Linked DNA regions of Mus musculus: region 1 is linked to region 2. The links are chromatin contacts, found by Hi-C or POLR2A ChIA-PET in ENCODE. All regions are on one chromosome and are shown on one strand. Each heading gives the region's core, a stretch centred on a gene start or an enhancer-like site at or near the end of the contact. The rest is flanking DNA. Distances are from core to core; before and after follow the strand shown.

Region 1 (3,259 bases), core at 698-3,197, 48 kb before region 2:
AAGTCTCTGTGCAAAGCCAGCTGGGGGTCCTCCCAGAACAAAGTCAGCACGTGAAGCCAGGAACCACTGGCAAGCCTCACAATCCACTCATGCTCCCTGGTGTCTAGAGGGACAAGGGGGGACCTGTGCTCAGAAGGTCTGTGGGGTATCAAGGCTGCAGATCCATCCCTGCTTGGGATCCATGAAGAGTGTGGCTGACTGGCCACAGCATTAGCATCTGCCAATTTCTGTACCAAAACAGCATCCACCCTTGGGCTGGGCAGGGCTCCTGCCTTGGAAGGTTTCCTGGACCGAGGTGGGCGCCGACTCCTTTTCCACAAGTCCTCATCAGGATGCTCCTCGTCTGAGGAAGAAGGAGATTTGGTTCTTCCTGTTCGAGAGCTCCTCCTGACAGACCTTCGGAACTTGAGGGCAGGGAAGGGCTCTTGGGGGTGGTCTCCAAGGCTTTTAGCCACTGTTGGGACCTTCCGAAAACTGGGCGCATTCCCTCTATATCCGAGGTCCCGCCGGATCAGGCAAGGGCTGTCGTTTGGTGGCAAAAACAGATCCTCAACTGGATCCCTGAGCTCCCCCCAGGAGGAAGTTCTCAAGACAGGTTGCAGCCCCTCTTCGGGGGTTCCGGGAGATTCTTTGGGTCCACTGCTGCTCTCCTCACTTCCATGGCTCTCTTGCTCCACAAAGTCATTCAGATCCTGGAGGGACAGCTGACAACGAATGCTTCGAAAGACGGTAGATGGAGCGTTCCCTGGCCAGGATTCTGAGGACTCATCGAGAACCACGGGAAGGAGAGAATGAAAAGACAGAGCGGGCTCTGGCAGCGCCGAGCTGGTCTCCGAGACCCCAAAGGCGGTTTCTGAAGGTAGCTGGAGGAAGTTGTCTGGCAACACCGACCAGGCGCGAGTGGGCGCCTGGATCTCGGGCTCAGGCACCTGCAGGTATCTGGCTACCCACTCTTGAGTGCGCTGGTGCTGTTGCTGCAGCTGCTGGGTTGAATGGTTCGGGGAGCCGGCGGTAAACAGCTCCAGTGGCTCTCTGGAGGGCGCCGGGTGGGGCGGGAGAGCAGGCGGGGACGTCGGGCTGCCAGCAGCCTCGACGGCGGTCGGAGGCCAGACAGGCGGTACAGATCCAGGCGCGTGCTCGGCGGCCTCTCCTTCCCTCAGCCACCCCGGAGCTCCGAGGTCATCCCGGGCAGGTGCAGCGCGCTCCGGCTTCTCGCAGGCGACTGCAGGGTCTCCGAGATCTTCTGGCAGCGGCTGTCCGGTGGACTGTCCCCAGCCGTTCTGCTGGCACTCCCAGCAGCAGCGTCCTCGCGTCCCCACAGCCGCACACCTGCCTCTGGCTTGAGCAGCCTCTGGCTCCGGTGTCCTCTGGTTCGGGCTGTCCTCCGGGCTGGGGTCTGGCCCGGCCACCTTCTGCGCGCTGCCACCTACGTCCACCTGGGTCCCCGCACCTGCCGGCGGCTTCTGCGGCTCCGGGTCACGGCGGCGGTGGCCCCGCGGCTTTCCATCTACAGGGCCCGGTCGCTGCAGGCCCTCCTCCCCCAGTAGGTCCCTGTACCTCCTCTTGAGCACCACGTACTTGGTGCCGTCGGGGTCCTGGCGCACTGCGGCCACCGAGTTCACGAAGCCCTTGAAGCGCTCGCGACGCTCCTGCAGCTGGCCTGGAGACACGTGAGGGTCGCGCAGGAAGCTCTTGAAGTGGCTCAGCAGCTCTGCGTTACGCACTCGGCCCCCGGCCTGGCACAGAAAGTCCAGCAGTGCCTCCTGGCTCAGCTCTCCGGCCATCGCTGCTGGGTCCTTAGTCCCTGGGGCGGCTGCGTCTCGAGCTCCCAGCGCACTTCCCCTTCGACCGAAACCCAGGCCTGGAGAGTGTCACCTGCGCCCAGGGTGGCGCCACCCGCCTCCATCAGCCGCGGAGGCCGGCGCCGCCCGCATCCCCAGGGCGCTCCAGGAGGGCCGAGGGTCCCTAGGGGCGGGTGCCCAGGCAGAGTCCCCGCGCGCAACCCTGGTGGCAGGGGGCGGCTCCTGGGCCGCCCCTGAACGACGCTGGCCTGTCGCAGCGAGTCCCCGCAGCGAAAGTTCCCGGGATAGGTCGGAGTCGGTTTCACCTGCGCTCTGGCTACGCCTCCTCCTGGGCTCTGGGGGAAGGGCTCAGCCCGCCTCCAGTACCTCCGCCTTCTGAAGTATCCCCCAACCCCCGCCACCCGTCCGGGGTGAGTCAGGCTGGTCACAGTCGCGGGCAGCGTGGGAGGTGAGGCCGAGGGCGAACTGAGCCGGAGGGGAACAGCTCTCCCGGGCGCGCAGCTACCCCGAGGCCTGGGAGATGTCAGGCAGGTAGGCGACTGGCTGTCCCTCAGAGTGCCCGCCAGGCTAGAAACTAAAGCAGAGGGAGGTCGACTAGGTCCCTCTCTCCCCGCGGCACGAGTTACAGCTAGAGTCTTCACGGGTCAGGGTCCAATAGATTGGCTCCCCGCTGTTTCTCTTTATTAGCTCGGTCTGGGGAGGGGCTCGGGGTTCCCAATTGCAGAATCCGGCGGGATCCGGAAAAAAAAAACCCACCGAGATCCAAACCAAATCTCTTTTAGTTTGTCGATAACAAGATACTGAGAAGGCGGCTCCCAGGACATTCTCTTCAAGGAGTTCAGACACACCTGCCTAAGTCTGTACTGAGAGCGAAATCACTCTGAAAGCTACAGACGAAGGTTGGGTTTTGCCTTTCATTTTCCGGCATCATTGTCTTATATTACAATGCTCAGTGCCAGAGGTGTTGGGGGAGGATTCGCTATCAGAGAGGTCATTTCCTAGGAAGCCAAAATCCAGAGGAATTATCTCCTTAGCTAAGGTATTTGATACCCAGAGTTATTTTTTTTTAATTTAGTCTAAGATTTGTGAAGAGAAGAGATTCGCTCCATCTGTTTCATGTTGACTTCTTTGTGAAGTCTTTGCTTTGAGAATGCAAGTTTTCCTCCACACATTTAAAATGTTGAAATCGCGACGAGGATTTGATTCCACCCCAGGAAAGGGGACGCTAGACTCTCTTGGTCTGTTGAAGGGCTGCTGAGTCCACCCTGATTCAAGTTTTTCTTTAGCCCCCTTTGAAGAGGGAAGAGTTAAGCCACAGCAGCACACTTCATCCATAAAGCCCTACATTTCTGTCTGGTCTGGGTGACTCTCTTTCTTCTTTATCTTGAGTTGATTTGCATACTGTCAACAGTACCTATCTCTTGTAGCCTCAAGCCCCTTTGTCTTCTGCACAGCCT
Region 2 (3,401 bases), core at 651-3,150:
GAAGCCAAAAGGCAAGAACTCTTGAGTTCATAGTCTATTGAGAGATGAATATTACTATGACAACCTCTTAACGGCCTGGTTCATCTGCAACAATGGCTGGGGTGAAAGTAAGTCACAGTTCCTGCCTGTTGTCATCTGAGGTTATATATAGCACCGGGCCTCTCCTTTTAATCTTAAAAGGTTTAAGTTTGAATAAGAAATTATTCGCACCCCCACCCCCCACCCCCAACCGAAGAACAAGAAAGCACTGCATTAGAGTCACAGAGGAAAGGTAATTCTTGTTTTTGAGAGCTCTTGCGGAGCACTCGAGTGACATCTTACAAACTCGACACTGTGTAACGGTGTAAATGAGGTCCCTATTCTCAAAAGACATCTTCTCTATAGAACAGGGAGTAATCAGAACAAGTTAGTGCTGTTCAGGTCTGAGTGAGCCAGAATCTGGCTTTACATCAGAGCCTTCCTCTTTCAACACACTCTTCCCTAGGTTCCACCGCCAAGGGTGGAATTCACTCTAGGCAGCTTCTAGCTCCTCACTCACCTACCAGAGCAGCCCAGCATCAGATCAGCTACTGGTGAACCAGTGCTAGTCACTTACCCTCAGCCAAAGACTGGACAGAGAGCATCTGAATCCCGTAGCCAAAAGTGGGTTCCCAGAAACTTGGATGTTTGAAGTCTCAGGTATGACTCTCAGATGCCCGCCCTAGTTCTCCCCCCACGCCCCTGCCCCGTGGGCGCGTTCATGTGGGCTAAATACAGCCCTTCCCTTGCCTCTTCCCCTGCGCTTCAAGTCACCTACTTTCCTCAACTCACGTGAGTAGCTATCCTCACGTGATCGTGGGTCTACCATGCGTGGACACCCACAGCGCATTACACTTCTCCCTGTTAAGCCTATGTCAGATGTATGTACAAGGACCCCGCCATTTCGCCTGCCACTCAGACACTGTAATTATTCCAACATCTGCTGGGGGTGGGGGTGGGGGGAAGTCCTTCTTAGTGGTGGAGGAGCCCTCCCAGTTCCCTGTGCTGTGAGTCGCACCCACTTGTCACCCGCTTCTCGCCTTCGCTGTGCACCACACCCCGCAGCCAGGATTGAGCTTGCACGCCTCCGGGCCCTGGGTCATCCGGTCTGTCTCCGGGATCCAATATCACGTCCACTGACCTCTTCGCACCAGTAACCTCTCCAGTGTGACACGGTGGGAAAAGCTCTGGAGCAAGCTCACAAACGGCTTAATTTTTCCAGCGAGCACTCAAGTTTTTTTAATTAATTAATTAATTTCCCTGTCCCCAGCAGCGGTGGTTGGGTCGTTCACGACTAGGTCCTCTTTTTCTGGAAAAGCGGTCCCCAGCCCGGCCGCACACCACAGCGACGGCTTCCAGCAGCTGGTTTAGTCTCCTTTCTGATGGAAGGCCCAGCAGACCGGCAATTCTTTCCTCGTGGGGCGCGCTCGGCCCTAGTAAGTTACCCACCGCACCTTCTAAGAGGGCTCCTCCGGGTGGGGCGTGTCACCAGGTCAATTTTCCAGAGGTACAACCTCTGCACCCTGCGGTCCCCTAGCCTCCCTGCCCCACCCCATAGCAGCCCCAGGTGCCGGCTCCGCGCAGCGCGTGGCAGCTCGGGGTTGGGACCTCCGCGCCTAGGCTTTTACGCGGACCCCAGCACGTGTTGCAACAGGGGGAGTGTCGGGCAGTGTCCCGGCACAGGACGCTTTAATGGGACGGAAGAAAGCCACAGGAAGGAAGGTGGCTGACTTCAAAGCGTATCATCTTATCAGCTGACCAGGATCACGGTTCACCTGCTGCGTTCGTCTGCTCGGCTGGGGCTGGGGATCTCTCTGCACCCCCGTCCCGGGGCAGCTAATGGTCGAGTCCAGGCGGGAGGCCATGTTGCTGGAATAAAGCGGGCGGGGCGGCGCGGGCGAGCAGATGCGGCTGGAGGCGCGCGGGAGCCGGGCGCGAGCAGGGCGCAGCCGCGAGGGAGGCGCGGGGGAGGCCAGCGGGAGCCGGAGCACCAGCAGCAGCCAGTGTCGGTAAAGAGCAGCCAGAGCCACAGTCGCGATGGCCGTGGCGGTGGGGAGACCGAGTGTGAGTACTGGGGCCTCACTTCTCTAGCGTGCTGATCCCGGGGCGCCGGGTGGTCTCCGCTTCGGGGCGCGTGCGGGTGGAGACTTGCGGGGATCAGGAGGGGGGCTCTGGGTGGTGGCTGTTGGGGGCTGTGGGTGTGTGCATGAATTTGGGCGCGCGTCTGGGGCGGAGGGGAGCTTGGGGAGCCCGCAGGCTCAGAGCCTACCTGATGCAACATTAGATCGCTTTGGCGCGCCCCTGTTTCGGGGATGTGGGAAGAAAAGGACCCTTCTGTGAGGCGCCCTTAGAAGAGATTGCTTGAGCTGCTGCTTTCCCCAGCTACCTCTCTCTCACGGCGCACAAGGCTTAGCTGGTGACAGAGGAGGAAGGCGCTGACTGAGGAGGGTTTCCTCGCGGTTCTCTCGCGCCCTGGGGGCGATCCGGGCATGAGAATTGGGTGCTGAAGCGCTGTGTCACACGGCCGTAGAAGCGGGTCAAAGGGGTGGGATTTCCGTGGTGGTTTACTCCCCCCCCCCCCGGGTGCATTGTGAAATTCCGGACACCCTCAGGCGCCCACCCGGGTGACCCGGGCCCTGCCCAGGATGTGGACAAAGCCCTAGGCACACACACACACACACACACACAAAGTTTTCAAAGGGCTCCCTTTCGGGGTGGGTGGAAGTCCTGAAATACTCTGCGGCTGGCAGGCCGGGGGCGGCAGTAGTGAATACGGGGCTCCGGGAAGAGGAAGGGAGGGTGCGTGCCTGGAGAAGTGTCCCAGCACCCGAAGTCAGAGAGGGGATGCTCTGGGCTGGGGTACGCGCCACGGGCTGTGCCTCTGGGAGTGTAGGCTCTGGGTTTCCAACTCCGGCAGCCAGCTAGAGCGAGTAGGACTTTGAGGATGTAGTTTAGGGTCTGCTCTCTAGCCTAGGGTGAAAAGGAGGGAAGGGGCGGTGGCGGCAGTGGCCGCCTTTCCTTTTTATTGAAAGGAGCCAAGCCCAGTGGGAAAGGCGGAGTCCTCTTCTCTCGGGTTTTCTTTGTCAACGTTCATTGCCCACTTTTGCCTGGTCTGCCCTGGGGGCGACTCCGGGGGAGTCCTTCCCTGGCTAGTACCCCATCTTTTTTTTTTAAATTTTCCCTTTCGAACTTTGCAGCTAGCTTCAGGTGGTGGCCTGACATTTTGCAGATACAGAGAAAAGTCTTAGATGTTGAAAGCTGCCAAACCCCAGATGCTGAGTCTCTTGGCTCTCCCCACTTACATCTCTACACACACACACACACACCCTTCTGCACCCCCTGAGGAGTCTTAGCCCAGCAGGAAGTTCATGGGGTCACTGCAA

The links. Hi-C counts contacts between places; a loop is a spot of excess contacts on that map. ChIA-PET counts read pairs that join two places held with the same protein, here RNA polymerase II (POLR2A).
Region 1: POLR2A ChIA-PET joins it to region 2 with 24 read pairs in embryonic stem cell. The contact joins the promoter of Sowahb here to the promoter of Septin11 in region 2. A Hi-C loop is called at or near these places in 1 of 37 maps with a recorded cell type or tissue (adrenal gland). POLR2A ChIA-PET finds 5 or more read pairs at or near these places in 4 of 5 experiments (Patski and embryonic stem cell).

The regions. Positions count from the first base shown.
Region 1 is chr5:93,043,075-93,046,333 of GRCm38, forward strand. Sowahb (sosondowah ankyrin repeat domain family member B) reads right to left here and starts at 1,948. Exons shown (of 1, transcript NM_175270.4): 1 at 1-1,948. The coding sequence starts at 1,784.
Region 2 is chr5:93,091,516-93,094,916 of GRCm38, forward strand. It overlaps Septin11 (septin 11), which reads left to right and starts at 1,901. Exons shown (of 10, transcript NM_001009818.2): 1 at 1,901-2,082. The coding sequence starts at 2,056.